2 separate regions of the Homo sapiens genome follow, and region 1 is linked to region 2. A link is an interaction called in ENCODE POLR2A ChIA-PET data of the cell type or tissue named here. Cell type or tissue: PC-9. All regions are shown on one strand. Each heading gives the region's core, and the rest is flanking DNA. Links, peaks and the distances in the headings are about the cores only.

Region 1 (7,782 bases), core at 3,311-5,810, 73 kb after region 2:
GCTCACCGCAGCCTCTGCCTCCCGGGTTCAAGCGATTCTCCTGCCTCAGCCTCCTGAGTAGCTGGGATTACAAGCATGCCCCACCACTCCCGGCTAACTTTGTATTTTTAGTAGAGACGGGGTTTCTCCATGTTGGTCAGGCTGGTCTCGAACTCCCGACCTCAGGAAATCCTCCTGCCTTGACCTCCCAAAGTGCTGAGATTACAGGCGTGAGCCATGGTGCCTGGCCTGAAATGTTTTAAGCAGGAAAGTGAAAGCCTCAGATTTGCAATTTAAAGATCCTTCTGACTTCTGGGGGCAGGAAAGGGGGGCTGTATTCACGCACGACTGCATTTGTTAGGACCTATGACAGATGACCTGCACATGTGTGTACATCCATGCTTACCTGTGTGTGCGGGAACCTTCCCACAGTACAAGGGTGTGTTCTAGCAGACATGTGTGCATGAGGAAAGGGGCCCAGCCAGTGCCCTGTTCCAGACCCCACTGTCTTCCTATGCTTCATGGAGACAGAGAGAACTGTGTGTCGGGCCAATGCCCCCTTCACATCACCGCATGGCCTTGGCTGGTGTCACGCACTCTGCCCTCCTTGAAAGCTCTGCTGACCGCAGATGCCTTGTGTGCCTCATGCAGGGTACACCCTGAATCCTATTCTCATGTCCTCTCCAGCCTCTTTTGAGGCCTCTGCTCAGGACCTGCCTTAGGGGCTCATGTGTGCATAGCAAAGGTGCCTATTCATCGGGGGCCAGCAAGCTGGGGGACGTGTATTTGGCAGTAGGGACCTGGTTATTGGGGAGCAAGAGCATTCCTGGAGGGCCTGGGCCAAGTGCTGGATTTCAGATATTGTGAAATCTGAAGATATGGCTCCCCACTGGCTCCTTTAAGCAGCCACTTCCCCAGGGCACTGAAAATAGGACTCCTTAGGCTAAGTGGAACATTTGGGGAAGCAGGACTATTGCACAAATTGGCCTTCATTGCTCAGTCTTCCCTGCTTCGCAGCTGCACTGGGTACCTTTGGGACCAAGGCCCTGTTTCAGCCCTTCCCAACCTGCACTAGCTGGGGCCTCTGGTCCAGAGTGGCCTCATTAGTTTCTCTGAAAAGCCAAAGTCTCCTTCACCCCTCACCCCAAGTTCAGCAAACTTTCCCATTACAAAGCCCTTTCACCAACCTTAGTTTCATTTGCTTCTCACAGAAACCCTGAGAGTGGCCATTGTCAGTTCTATCTCTCAAAGGAAGGAAAAGACTCAAAGGTTATGTAGATTGCTCAACCATCTGCACGTTTATTGCAGCCAGACAACAGATCCCCGAGTCCCTGGCTCCCAGTCATTCATTAATTGAGGCTGAGGGGTGGGTGATTAACGTTTTCTCAGCAGCTTCTATGTGCCAGGTGCTTTGCGTGTTTCTTTTATTTAATTTTCAGGCCAATCTTCCCTGATAGGAATTATTATTGCCGTTAATAGGTGAGAGGCCCCTAGAGATGAAGTCACCTGCTCAAAGGCATGTAGTTAGTAAGTTCTGGAGCTAGAACTGGAACTCAGGTCTGCCTGATGACAAATCCAGTGGTCTTTGCACCGATCCATGCTGCCTCTTGGCTGCACCCATTGATCAGCCAGGCTAGCCCTTTTTTTTTTTTGAGACGGAGTCTCACTCTGCTGCCCAGGCTGGAGTGCAATGGCACAATCTCAGCTCCCTGCAACCTCCGCCCCCTTGGTTCAAGCGATTCTCCTGTCTCAGCCTCCTGAGTAGCTGGGATTATAGGCGTGTGCCACCATGCCCAGCTAATTTTTTGTATTTTTATTAGAGACAGGGTTTCACCATATTGGCCAGGCTGGTCTGGAACTCCTGACCTCATAGACTAGCCTTTTAGGACACAAAATAAATAAGGCTTGGGCCAGTGTAGACAGTGGTTAGGCCAGGTATGGTGGCTCACGCCTGTAATCCCAGCACTTTGGGAGGCCAAGGTAGGTGGATCACCTGAGGTCAGGAGTTCAAGACCAGCCTGGCCAACATAGTGAAACACTGTCTGTACTGAAAATACCAGCACAGTGGTTCACGCCTGTAATCACAGCACTTTGGGAGGCCGAGGCGGGCAGATCACGAGGTCAGGAGTTCGAGACCAGCCTGACCAACATGGTGAAACACCGTCTCTACTAAAAATACAGAAATTAGCTGGGCATGGTGGCACATGCCTGTAATCCCAGCTACTCAGGAGGCTGAGGCCGGAGAATTGCTTGAACCTGGGAGACGGAGGTTGCAGTGAGCCAAGATCGTGTCACTGCACTCCAGCCTGGGTGACAGAGCAATACTCCGTCTCAAAAAATAATAATAATAAAATAAATAATAATAAAAATACCAAAATTAGCCAGGAGTCGTGGCACACGCCTATAATCCCAGCTACTTGGGAGGCTGAGGGAGGAGAATTACTTGAACCCGGGAGGTAAAAGTTGCAATGAGCTGAGATCAAGCCACTGCACTCCAGACTGGGTGACAGAGTGAGACCCTCTCAAAAAAAAAAAAAAAAAAAAAAAAAGACAATGGTTAATGTGATGACAAAATCATGCATGCAGGACTGTGTACAGGTAAGAGAACAAGTAACTGTTGGAGAGATGTAGAGTCAGGAAGGCTTCCTGGAAGAGGTGGTACATAAGCCCCCCAGTCTGATCTCTTAAAAGATGAGAAAGTAGGGGGAGAGCACAAGCGAAAATATGGAGGTGGAAAATTAAGGAGTCACAAAACTGTGTTGTGTAGGCTATATCGGTCTTGGGAGATCAACCCTGAACCTGGAATGTGCTGGGCTGCATTTAACTATGGAAGGGGCTTGAATGTCAAACTAAAGCATTCAGACTTGATTCTGTTGGGCATGGGCAGCCATTCCCAAAGCTACCATTTATTGAAACCACTTTGTTCTAGAAGGTTGTTCTTATGTTCATCTCAGTAGACAATGGACTCCTGAGGACAAGGCCTGGGTCTTTTTCCTGACCTCAGGTGATCCGCCCGCCTCAGCCTCCCAAAGTGCCAGGATTACAGGCGTGAGCCACTGTGCCTTTAAAGACTATTTTGTCTTTAAAGATCTTAATACTCAGTGGCCTGTAAATGAATCCCCCAGTGAAAGTGAAGTCAGGAGGTCTGAAGAGATCAGGAGTTCGAGACCACCCTGGCCAACATGGTAAAATCCCATCTCTACTAAAAATACAAAAATTAGCTAGGCATGGTCGCACACACCTGTAATCCCAGCTACTTGGGAGGCTGAGGCAGGAGAACCGCTTGAACCCGGGAGACGGAGGTTGCAGTGAGCCGAGATTGCGCCAATGCACTCCAGCCTGGGCAACAGAGTGAGACTTCTCCTCAAAAACAAAAACAAAAACAAAAAGACAAAATAGTCAAATTTCCTCAACAAGTTTCATGTTTGCTTGAGGCCAGGAGTTCAAGACCAGCCTGGGCAACATACTGAGATGTCATCTCTACAAAAAATTTAAAAATTAGCGGGGCATGGTGGCACAAACCTGTAGTCCCAGCTACTTGGGAGGCTGGGTCAGGAGGATTGCTTGAGGCCAGGAGTTCAAGGTTCCAGTGAGCTATGATCACACCACTGCACTCCAGCCTGGGCAACACAGTGAGACCCTATCTCAAAAAAAAAAAAAAAAAAAAAAAAAAAAAAAGAAGTTTCAAGTGGTTCTTCTGGATGGAAGCTGAGGAGCTGAGGGTATACCACAGGGCACCTTGGTGGAAGAAAGGCTGTGTGTGTGGAGGGAAGAAAAATCAAAAGAGACATTTAATAACTTGGAGCCTCAGTGTTCACACCTGCAAAACAGGTCACATAATCTTTTTTTTTTTGAGACAGAGTTTTGCTCTTGTCGCCCAGGCTGGAGTGCAATGGGACGATCTCGGCTCACTGCAACCTCTGCCTCCTGGGTTCAAGTGATTCTCCTGCCTCAGCCTACCAAGTAGCTGGGATTACAGGCACCCACCACCACGCCTGGCTAATTTTCGTATTTTTTAGAGACGGGGTTTTACCATGTTGGCCAGGCTGGTCTCGAACTCCTGACTTCGTGATCCACCTGCCTCGGCCTCCAAAAGTGCTGGGATTACAGGCGTGAGCCAGCATGCCTAGCCAGGTCACATAATCTTTGTCTGCTGACCTCAAAATCTCTGTGTGGACTCACTTTGGGAGCTGAACAAGCTCTGCAAATACTGTTATTACAGCTGGATGAAGTTCAGAGTAGTTCATTGATTTGCCTGAAGTCACACAACAAATGAGTAGCGGGGTCCAGAATAACTTGTTTGAACCTCAGATACCTCATCTATAAAATGGGGGCCAACGAGGGTGAATTACAATGAGTGGGGGAGATAAGGGGTGTTGGAGTTTCCTGTTCGCGAGGCAAGGTGCCTGTGTGAGGAGCTCTTATTTCTCGGTATGTACGCCAGTATGGAGCCAGTGTGTGCCCCTGGAAGGTTGGCCTGAAAGGAGAGGGGGGAAGTGCTGGGGGATCAGTATGAGAGGGTGGCATGGGAAAGTGAGCCCTGCTACCCGCTGTCTGTCTGGTGCAGCCTACCTCCTGAGCTGTGGCTTCCCTCCCCGGCCGGCCCATGGGGACGTGAGTGTGACGGACCTGCACCCTGGGGGCACTGCCACCTTTCACTGTGATTCGGGCTACCAGCTGCAGGGAGAGGAGACCCTCATCTGCCTCAATGGCACCCGGCCATCCTGGAACGGTGAAACCCCCAGCTGCATGGGTGAGTCTCCTGCCACAGTGGGTGGGGCATCTGTTCTGGGAACCCCATTGGGAGGGTCCTATCTCGGGGGTGTCCAGGTGTCCACCTTTGGGGAAAACCCATTCTGAAGGGGTGTTTACCCTGAGGAGTCCCCATCCTGGGGTCTGCAGCCAGAGCTCTTTGTGCGGAGGGTCTCTCTCCTTGGGGTTTCTCCATCCTTGGGTGGTCTCCATCTCGGGGTGTCCCACTGGAGATTTTATTTTGGGAGTCACCATTCTGGAGGTCCCTTCTGGGGTAGCGTCCTCATCCTAGAGGAAGCCATTTTTAGGGTTCATGTCCAGAGGGCTTCTATCCTAGAGAGCCTCTTACTGGGATTCCCATCCCGTGGTGTCTTCACTCTGAAAGTCCTGTCCTGAAGATTTCCCAGCTGAGGCTTTGAATTTTAGGGATCCTTGTAACTCCCCATCCTAGAGTATCCGCAGTTGGAGAGTCTTCATTTTAGTGGTGTCTCCATCCTAGGAGGTGTCAATCCTGGGGTTCTCCCGTACCGGGGCTGGTTTCTTTCCTGGCTCATGCCTGGAGAAGGTCCCATCCTCTGGAGTGACTCCATGGGACAGAGGCCAGCCCTGGGCCGGGTCCCAGCCAAATGTGTGAATGCAACAGTTCTGAAAACGGGCCGAGGCCCCGAGGAGAAGGACAGTTCACCTCAGGCTGGCCTTAACGTACCCCTCCTCTGCCCACAGCATCCTGTGGTGGCACCATCCACAATGCCACCCTGGGCCGCATCGTGTCCCCAGAGCCTGGGGGAGCCGTAGGGCCCAACCTCACCTGCCGTTGGGTCATTGAAGCAGCTGAGGGGCGCCGGCTGCACCTGCACTTTGAAAGGGTCTCGCTGGATGAGGACAATGACCGGTAAGGGTCTGGGTCTTGGGTCAGAAGTCCCCACCTTGGCCGGGCATGGTGGCTCATGCCTGTAATCCCAGTACTTTGGGAGGCCGAAGCAGGCGGATCACAAGGTCAGGAGATCGAGTCCATCCTGGCTAACACGGTGAAACCCCATCTCTACTAAAAATACAAAAAAAAAAAAAAAAAATTAGCCGGGCATGGTGGTGGGCACCTGTAGTCCCAGCTACTCGGGAGGCTGAGGCAGGAGAATGGCGTGAACCCGGGAGGCAGAGCTTGCAGTGAGCCAAGATCGCACCACTGCACTCCATCCTGGGAGACAGAATGAGACTCCGTCTCAAAAAAAAAAAAAGAAGTCCCCACCTCAGGGAAGTAGGGAGGCTAAGTGGGGACTTGGACACAGCTGGGGTGGATCCTGGTTGAGATATGCATCACAGCTTAGTCCTAAGCCTTTTTTTTTTTTTTTTTCTTTTTTTGAGACAGAGTTTCACTCTTGTTGCCCAGGCTGGAGTGCAGTGCCGCAGTCTTGGCTTACCGCAACCTCTGCCTCCCGGGTTCAAGTGATTCTCCTGCCTCAGCCTCCTGATTAGTTGGGATTACAGGCATGCACCACCATGCCCAGCTAATTTTGCATTTTTAGTAGAGATGGAGTTTCTCCATGTTGGTCAGGCTGGTCTCAAACTCCCAACCTCAGGTGATCTGCCCACCTTGGCCTCCCAAAGTGCTGGAATTATAGGCGTGAGCCACCACACCCAGCCAGTCCTAAGACTTTCTTAGGAAGTGTAGCTGTGAAACCTTAGACAAATCACTTAACTTCTTTGTGCCTCAGTTTCCTCATCTGTAGAATGGAGATAACAATACTTCCCTCTTCAGGTTTCTGTGAGGATAAGTGCTGAAATTATATAAAGTCCTTAGAATGGCACCTGGGACAATAAGCACTATAAAAGTGTCTGCTATCCTCTTTTTTTTTTTTTTTTAAGATGGAGTCTCACCCTGTCGCCCAGGCTGGAGTGCAGTGGTGCGATCTCGGCTCACTACAACCTCTGTCTCCCAGGCTCAAGCTATTCTCCTGCCTTAGCCTCCCGAGTAGCTGGGACTACAAGCGTGTGCCACCACGTCCGGCTAATTTTTTGTACTTTTTTTTTTAGTAGAGTTGGGGTTTCACCGTGTTAGCCAGGATGGTCTCGATCTCCTGACCTCGTGATCCACCCACCTCAGCCTCCCAAAGTGCTAGGATTACAGGCATGAACCACTGCACCTGGCCTTATTTATCTATTTATTTATTTTTGGAGACAGACTTTCGCTCTGTCACCCAGGCTGGAGTGCAGTGGCACGGATTCAGCTCACTGCAACCTCCACCTCCCAGATGCAAGCAATTCTCCTGCCTCAGCCTCCTGAGTAGCTGGGATTATAGGCATGCACCACCATGCCTGGCTAATTTTTGTATTTTTAGTAAACATGGGGTTTTACCATGTTGGCCAGCCTGGTCTTGAACTCCTTGACTTCAGGTGATCCACCCGTCTTGGCTTCCCAAAGTGCTGGGATGACAGGTGTGAGCTGAGCCACCATGCCTGGTCAAGCATCTGCTATCTTCATCATCATTATCATCCTTTACCTAGCAACTTGGTATCTCAGCCCTGCCACTACTTGCTCTGTGACCTTGGACAGGTTACTTGATCTTTCTATGCCCTAATATCCTCATCTATAAAATAAAGGATAATAATAGTGTCTGACTCAAGAGTTCTTGTGAAAATTAAATGAGATAGAATGTGTAAGGGCTTAGAAGAGTGCGTGGCATATAGTTATGTGTGATGATAACAGCTATAAAAATAAGTTAGGAAAGCAGGCAAGGGGTGAGGCAGCTTGTGAGGGAGATTGAGCTCCTGGTCACGTTTCTGTCCATCCCAGGCTGATGGTGCGCTCAGGGGGCAGCCCCCTATCCCCCGTGATCTATGATTCGGACATGGACGATGTCCCCGAGCGGGGTCTCATCAGTGACGCCCAGTCCCTCTACGTGGAGCTGCTGTCAGAGACACCTGCCAATCCCCTGCTGTTAAGCCTTCGATTTGAAGGTAAGTGACCCACTCCCCCACAGGACCCCAACCGCCACACCTTCCCCTCTTCCTGACACCAAGCATAGTCGGAAGCACAAACTCTATGCCTGTTCA
Region 2 (7,782 bases), core at 1,903-4,402:
TTTCTGCATCTTTTGTGGCATACAGAACTATGCTAAGGAAAAAGGGGCCTCTAGGAGGAGGTGGCTAAAGGATGAGAAAACATTAGGTCAAACCTAGCCCATTTCATCCTACCTCCAAGGATAGACTCAAAGAACATCAGAACTGGCAGAGGAAGAAAGCATTCATAGAAAACCTACCCTGTCGGCAGCATGTTCACTGAAAGCCCTAATCACAGAAGTGACTAAAGTCCAGGGATGTGCCCAAGGTCATCATTGGTGAGGTCAGAGGCAGGGCCCAGCCCTGAGTGTTCTGATACCCGACCCCACAGTCCTCTGTGATCTCACCTTACTTTTTTTTTTTTGGCGCAGGGTGGTGGGGGGGGCGCGGGGCGGGACAGAGTCTCTGTTGCCCAGGCTAGAGTGCAGTGGTGTGATCTCTGCTTATTGCAACCTCCGCCTCCCAGGTTCAAGCGATTCTCCTGCCTCAGCCTCCCAAGTAGCTGGGACTACAGGCACCTGCCACCACACCTGGCTACTTTTTGTATTTTTGTTTGTTTGTTTGTTTGAGACGGAGTCTTGCTCTGTCTCCCAGGCTGGAGTACAGTGGCACGATCTTGGCTCACTGCAACCTCCACCTCCCGGGTTCAAGCAATTCTCCTGCCTCAGCCTCCCAAGTAGCTGGAACTACAGGCTTGCACCACCAAGCCTGGCTAATTTTTTTTTTTGAGACCGAGTTTTGCTCTGTTGCCCAGGATGGAGTGCAGTGGTACGATCTCGGCTCACTGCAACCTCCGCCTCCTGGCTTCAAGTGATTCTCCTGCCTCAGCCTCCTGAGTAGCTGGGATTACAGGCACGTGCAACCATGCCCGGCTAATTTTTGTATTTTTAGTAGAGATGGGGTTTCACCATGTTGGTCAGGCTGGACTCAAACTCCTGACCTCATGATCTGCCCGCCTCGGCCTCCCAAACTGCTGGGATTACCGCTGTGGGCCACCGCAACCAGACCACCAGGTTAATTTTTGTATTTCTAGTAGAGACGGGGTTTCACCATGTTGGCCAGGCTGGTCTCGAACTCCTAACCTCGTGATCTGCCCTTCTCGGACTCCCAAAGTGCTGGGATTACAGGCATGAGCCACCGCACCTGATTTTTTTTTTTTTTTTTTTTGAGACAGAGTCTTGCTCTGTCACCCAGGCTGGAGTGCAATGGTGCGATCTCGGTTCACTGCAACCTCCATCTCCTGGGTTCAAGCGATTCTCCTTCCTCAGCCTCCCGAGTAGTTGGGATTAGAGGCGCCTGCCACCATGCCTGGCTAATTTTTGTATTTTTAGTAGAGATGGTGTTTCATCATGTTGGCCAGGCTGGTCTTGAACTCCTGACCTCAAATGATCCACCTACCTTAGCCTCCCAAAGTGTTGGGATTACAGGCGTGAGCCACCACACCCAGCCTCTGATCTCACCTTTCAATCCCATCTGACTTCCCAGGACTGTGGCCTGGAATGTCCGGGTCTTGTTCCTGTCTGGACCGTCTCCGAAGTTCAAGGTGGTCAGCAAGCCCACGACGTGAGACCCTCGCCACTTCCCTGTGACTGTCCCATTCCTGGGACACAGGGTCAGCTGGCCAAAAGATCTCAAAAAAGAGACCCAGTCCTGTGAGCAAAAGAAGACGGGTGAGATGAGATTAGCAGCAAAAGCCTGTCTAGGTTGGAAGGAAGAGCGGGTACGGGGGTGGGGAACTTACCTGGGGGATGTCAGGGCTGCGCAGGCCAGTCCTGTGGGTGAGGAGGAAGCTGCCAAGGCCCAGGCCAGAGAGGCCAAGGAGCAGCAGGATCAAAGTGGCACAGACCAGAGGTGGGTGGTGGGCCAGACACAGGTGCAGGTTGTGCCCTGCCTGGCAGTTGCCCATGGGGAGCAGAGGGGGCTGAGCCTCCGGGGAGAGCCTGCTGGAAGACAGGGAGGGAGAATGGGACAAGAGCACCGCTTTTACGCAAAGAGAAAAGAAAGCTCAGAGAAGACAAAGGACTTCCCAAGGCCACACAGTAAGTGGCAGAGCCAGAACAAGAATCCAAGGTTCCCGACTCCAAAAGTTCAACTCCCTGCACTGCTGGATAAATATTTGCTGCATTTCATTTCTGAAGTAATCTAAGTGGAGGCAGAGCAGTGTACTCCGTGCTGGAAGAAGGAAACTGAAAGGGAGACTTCTCAGCTGGAGAAACAGGAAGCACTGTTCTGGGGCGAGGATTTGGCTGAGGAATAGTTCCAGCCAGAGCCCAGACAAGGGAAGACTCTGGAGAAGAACTCCACTGTGCAGCTAAACGGCTAGATCTGAATCCCTTTCTGTTATTCACTGACTCTGTGAGCTTAAGAATCCATGAAATGGGAGTTCTGAGAACACCAAGTAATAAGGATTAAACGTGGCGGATGAAGCAGTCTGCGTGGTATTTGGCCATGCAGGAATTCAACAAATGTCCACTTCCTTTCTCTTTCTCGTACAGATCCTCAAAACCGGGTAAGGCGAGGCAAAAAATACTGTGAGGGAAACTGAGGCTCGCGGACTTTAACACAGGAGGGGTAGGGCCAAGATCTGAACCCCGCCTCCTGCTTCCAAGTGGGGTGCTCCTTCCCACGCAAGGTGCGACGGCCTGATGGAAAAGAACTTCTGGAAGGCGAAGAGATAAACAGGGGTCGGGGGAAAAGAAGGGAGCCACGGAAATGTAGGTGTCACAAATGCTCAGCCCTGCCCCGCCTCCCGTCCGGCTGGAAGGGGGTTAAAGGGAGGGGAGGGCAGAGTCTGAGGGTCCGCCGCCGCTGGTGCACCTGAGCACCCCCTCCCCGGAAAGCCCCCGCCCCGAACGATTGCAACGCCCTCGTCCCCTCCCGGTCTCGCGCGTCGGATCCGCCAGCCGCTCGCTCTTACCCCTCGGGGCCGGGCGGAGGCCGGCGCCCCCCGCGACGTCACGAGCGGGGCCGCGAGGGGGCGGGGTCCGTGCTCTGCGCTTCCGTCCCCGACCCTCCTCCTCGCGCGGCCCCGCCCCGCGGCCGGGTCCGCATGCGCAGTGGCCACGCGGGCGCCAGCCTCGCAGCTCACCGCCAGGGTGGGGGCGTACCAAAGGGACACCCAAGGAAGGAGCCACCAGAAAGGAAAACCTCCGTGGGAGGGGTGGAAACGGGAGCGAGGCCAGGGAGCAAGTGCGAGAAACGTCGCAGAACCCGTAGGCTCCCTCCAGAGAGACTGGCGAGAACTGCCCCAGAAGCTTGTCGCGGGCATTTTTGGGCTGTGCGTCCCCTACCCGCGCCAATAGCACAGACCAGCCGCGCCCGGGTTCCCGGTGAGGACTCGGCATCCGCTCAGAGTTGCAGGGCTGCCACTTGAGGACTCTGTCCACTGGGGCTGGGAGTGGTGTTTTGGACTCCGCTCTTCTGTGCACCCCGATCTGCACCTTTCTCGTGGACCCTGACTTTTAGTGACTCCTTAATGTATAGGATGCTGGAGCTGAAGAGTTGCTCAGTAGAGAGCATCTCAGTTCACTTCTGCCCAAGTTTTGGAGGTGAGAACATCTGACTGGAGGTAGCATGACACATGGAGCCAGGAACTTTGGGTTCAAATCCTGACTGTCCGTACCCTCGCATAAGCCATAGCCGCGCTCTCAGGGGACTAAGCTTACCCCTCTACTAAAGAGGATCATCCTATCTATCTCACCGGTTGGATCAGAAGCTTAAAGGGTAAAATGTGGGAAAACATGGGCCCAGTGCCCACTAAGCACACAGGACAGATGCTACTTGAAACGGAATCTATTTAATTCGACTGTGGCTTCCTTAAGGCAGAGGCCATGTCGTTTGTATCAACAGCCACAAAAGTTTGTGGCACAAAACCTTCGCATATACAAATGATTTTTTTTTTTTTTGAGACGGGGTCTCAGTCTGTCGCCAGGCTGGAGTGTAGTGGCGCGATCTCGACTCACTGCAACCTCCGCCTCCCGGATTCAAGCTATTCTTCTGCCTCAGCCTTCCGAGTAGCTGGGACTACAGGCGCACGCCACCACGCCCAGCTAATTTTTGTATTTTTAGTAGAGACGAGGTTTCACCATGTTGGCCGGGATGGTCTTGATCTCTTGACTTCGTGGTCTGCCCGCATCGGCCCCCCAAAGTGCTGGGATTACAAGCGTGAACCACCACACCCGGCCGATTTTTTTTTTTTTTTTTTTTTTTTTTTGACAGAGCCTTGCTCTGTCATCGCCCAGGCTGGAGTTCAGTGGCACAATCAAAGCTCGCTGCAGTCTGGACGTCTTGGGCTCAAGAGATCCTCCCGCCTTAGCCTCCTGGGTAGTTGAGACAGCCGGTAGTCACACGCCACCCACCATGCCCAGCTAACTTTTGCATTGTGTGTAGAGACGGGGTTTTGCCATTTGCCATGTTGCCCAGGCATGTCTCGAACTCCTGACCTCAAGCAGTCCTCTCGCCTCGGCCTCCCAAAGTGCTGGGATTACAGGCGTGAGCCACTGTGCCCTGACTAGTCAAATGATTTTTGACAAGGGTGCTGTGGGCGTTCAGTAGAGAAAAGAGTCTTTTCTGTGCATCGAAGGACACAACAGGCTGGGCACGGTGGCTCAAGCCTGTAATCCTAGCACTTTGGGAGGCCGAGGCGGGTGGATCACCTGAGGTCAGGAGTTTGAGACCAGCCTGGCCAACATGGTGAAACCCCATCTCTACTAAAAGTACAAAATTAGCCAGGCATGGTGCCGGGCGCCTATAATCCCAGCTACTCCGGAGGCTAAGGCTGGAGAATCGCTTGAACCTGGGGAGTGGAGGTTGCAGTGAGCTGAGATTGCACCACTTCACTCCAGCCTGGGCAAAAGATCAAAACTCTGCCCCACAAAAAACAAAAACAAAAAAAGGAAAGGACAGTGAAAAGGCAACCAACAGAATGAGAGGAAATATCAAATCATATATCTTATAAGGGGTTAATATCTATAATATATAAAGAACTCCTACAACTCAACAACAGCCCAATCTCAGCTCACCTCAACCTCTGCCTCTCAGGCTCAAGGGATTCTCCTGCCTCAGCCTCCCGAGTAACTGAGATTACAGGCACACGCCACTATCACCTGACTAATTTTTGTACTTATTAGTAGAGACAGGGTTTCACCATATTGGCCAGGCTGATCTCAAACTCCTGACCTCAAATGATCCACCCGCCTTGGCCTCCCAAAGTACTAGGATTATAGGCGTGAGCCACCGCGCCCGGCCTAATTTTTTGTATTTTTAGTAGAGATGGGGTTTCATCATGTTGGCCAGGCTGGTCTCAAATTCCTGACCTCAGGTGATCCACCCGCCTCAGACTCACGAAGTGCTGGGATTACAGGTGTGAACCACCGCACCAGCCAAGTATACCAACATTTTGACTTAATCCACTCAACAAGCCCTCAAAGTGGATGTTATTCTGGAAAGCTGGCCCTTAGTTTAAGTCAGGGGTCCCCAACCCCTGGGCCGTGGGGCCAGTACCAGTCCGTGACGTGTTAGGAACTGAGCCGCACAGCAGGAAGTGAATGGCTGGTGAGAGAAGCTTCATCTGTATTTACAGCTACTCCCCATTGCCTGCATTACCGCCTCAGCTCTGCTTCCTGTCAGATCAGTAGCGGCATTAGATTATCATAGGAGCATGAATCCTATTGTGAACTGCGCATGCGAGGGATCTAGGTTGCTCCTTATGAGAATCTAATGCCTGATGATCTCTCACTGTCTCCCATCAACATCAGATGGGACTATCTAGTTGCAGGAAAACAAACTCAGGGATCCCACTGATTCTACTTTATGATGAGTTGTATAATTATTTTATTATACCTTATAATGTAATAATAATAGAAATAAAGTGCAAAATAAATGTAATGTGCTTGAATCATCCCGAAACCATTCCTCCCCTGGTGGAAAAATTGTCTTCCATGAAACTGGTCCCCAGTGCCAAAAAGGTTGGGGACTGCTGGTTTAATTTAACCAAGGTCATACATATATTAGGTGGCAGAAGTTGGGTTATGATTTAAGCCTGACCACAGCATGGCATGTGGGAATGAGAAAGCCCTGTTGAGGCTCGTTCATTCAATAAGCATCTGTTGGCTGCCAGGCTGTGTATTCTGTGGGCTGGGAATATAGTGGTGGACAAAGTATTCATGATCTCTGGCCTCCTGGAACTACAATCTGGCATGTTCAGGCTGGGCGCAGTGGCTCATGCCTGTAACCCCAGCACTTTGGGAGGCCGAGGCGGGAGGATCACCTGAGGTTGGGAGTTCAAGACTAGTCTGACCAACATGGAGAAACCCCATCTCTACTAAAAATACAAAATTATTCGGGCGTGGTGGCATATGCCTGTAATCTCAGCTACTTGGGAGGCTGAGGCAGGAGAATCGCTTGAACCCAGGAGGCGGAGGTTGCAGTGAGCCGAGATCACGCCATTGCACTCCAGCCTGGACAACAAGAGCGAAACTCCATCTCAAAAAAAAAAAAAAAAGCAACAGGAAAAGTGCATGTTTGCCTAAACCTTTTTTCTTCTTCTTCTTTTTTTTTTTTGGAGGCAGAGTTTCACTCTGGTTACCCAGGCTGGAGTGCAGTGGTGCGATCTCAGCTCACGGCAACCTCTGCCTCCTGAGTTCAAACAATTGTCCTGCCTCAGCCTCCCTAGTAGCTGGGACTACAGGCGTGCGTCACCAGGCCCAGCTAATTTTTTTGTATTTTTAGTAGAGACAGGGTTTTGCCATGTCATCCAGGCTGGTCTCGAACTCCTGACCTCAAGTGATCCATCCACCTTAAGCTTCCCAAAGTGCTGGGATTACAGGTGTGAGCCAGTGAGCCCCACCTTTTTTTTGTTTCTTTTTTTTTTTGAGACAGGGTCTTGGTCTGTCACCCAGGCTGGTGGGCAGTGGCGCAATCTTGGCTCAGTGCAACCTCCCTCCTCACCATGCTCAAGCAATCCTCCCACTTCATCCGCCCAAGTAGCTGGGACCACAAGTGTGCACCACCATGCCAAGCTATTTTTTTTTCTCTCTTTTTGTATTTTTAGTAGAGACGGGGTCTCACCATGTTGTGCAGTCTGGTCTCGAACTCCTGAGCTCAAGCCGTCTACCCGCCTCAGACTCCCAAAGTGCTGGGATTACAGGTGTGAGCCACCCTGCCCGGCCCCATCTAGACTTTTTTTTTTTGAGATGGAGTCTTGCTCTGTCGCCCAGACTGGAGTGAAGTGGTGTGATCTCGGCTCGCTGCAACCTCCAACTCCTGGGTTCAAGTGATTCTCCTGCCTCAGTCTCCTGAGTAGCTGGGATTACAGAGGCATGCCACTGTCCCTGGCTAATTTTTGTATTTTTAGTAGAGACGGGGTTTCACCATGTTGGCCAGGCTGGTCTCAAACTCCTGACCTCAAGTGATCCACCCGCCTTGGCCTCCCTAAGTGCTAGGATTACAGGTGTGACACATCGTGACTGGCCAAAAAAAAATTTTTTTTTGAGACGGAGTCTCGCTCTGTTGCCCATGCTGGAGTGCGGTGGCATGATCTCTGCTCACTGCAAGCTCCGCCTCCTGGGTTCACACCATTCTCCTGCCTCAGTCTCCCAAGTAGCTGGGACTACAGGTGCCTGCCACCACACCCAGCTAATTTTTTGTATTTTTTAGTAGAGACAGGGTTTCACCATGTTAGCCAGGGTGGTCTCGATCTCATGACCTCGTGATCTGCCCGCCTCGGCCTCCCAAAGTGCTGGGATTACAGGTGTGAGCCACCGCGCCCGGCTTTTTTTTTTTTTTTTTAAGGTGGAGTTTCACTC

What was found. Peaks named below come from ENCODE experiments on the same cell type or tissue, not always from the same donor. Only the 100,000 strongest peaks of a DNase experiment are listed, where the experiment ranks them.
Region 1: POLR2A ChIA-PET joins it to region 2 with 15 read pairs; 18 of 35 experiments call an interaction of 5 or more read pairs at or near these places.

What each region holds. Positions count from the first base shown.
Region 1 is chr16:29,885,490-29,893,271 of GRCh38, reverse strand. It overlaps SEZ6L2 (seizure related 6 homolog like 2), which reads left to right. Exons shown (of 18, transcript NM_001243332.2): 6 at 4,547-4,732; 7 at 5,455-5,623; 8 at 7,523-7,686. Among named protein-coding and RNA genes, the nearest start is that of SEZ6L2, 10 kb to the left of the region's middle. In PC-9, for the core only: no CTCF peak of the experiment used is centred there; no DNase peak of the experiment used is centred there.
Region 2 is chr16:29,957,245-29,965,026 of GRCh38, reverse strand. TMEM219 (transmembrane protein 219) reads right to left here and starts at 2,948. Exons shown (of 6, transcript NM_001083613.2): 1 at 2,895-2,948; 2 at 1,719-1,920; 3 at 1,438-1,627. The coding sequence starts at 1,883. RefSeq lists a silencer at 2,666-3,115 and an enhancer at 3,466-3,575. In PC-9, for the core only: a CTCF peak has its summit at 3,120; a DNase peak (open chromatin) is centred at 3,026; H3K4me3 peaks cover 1,899 bases.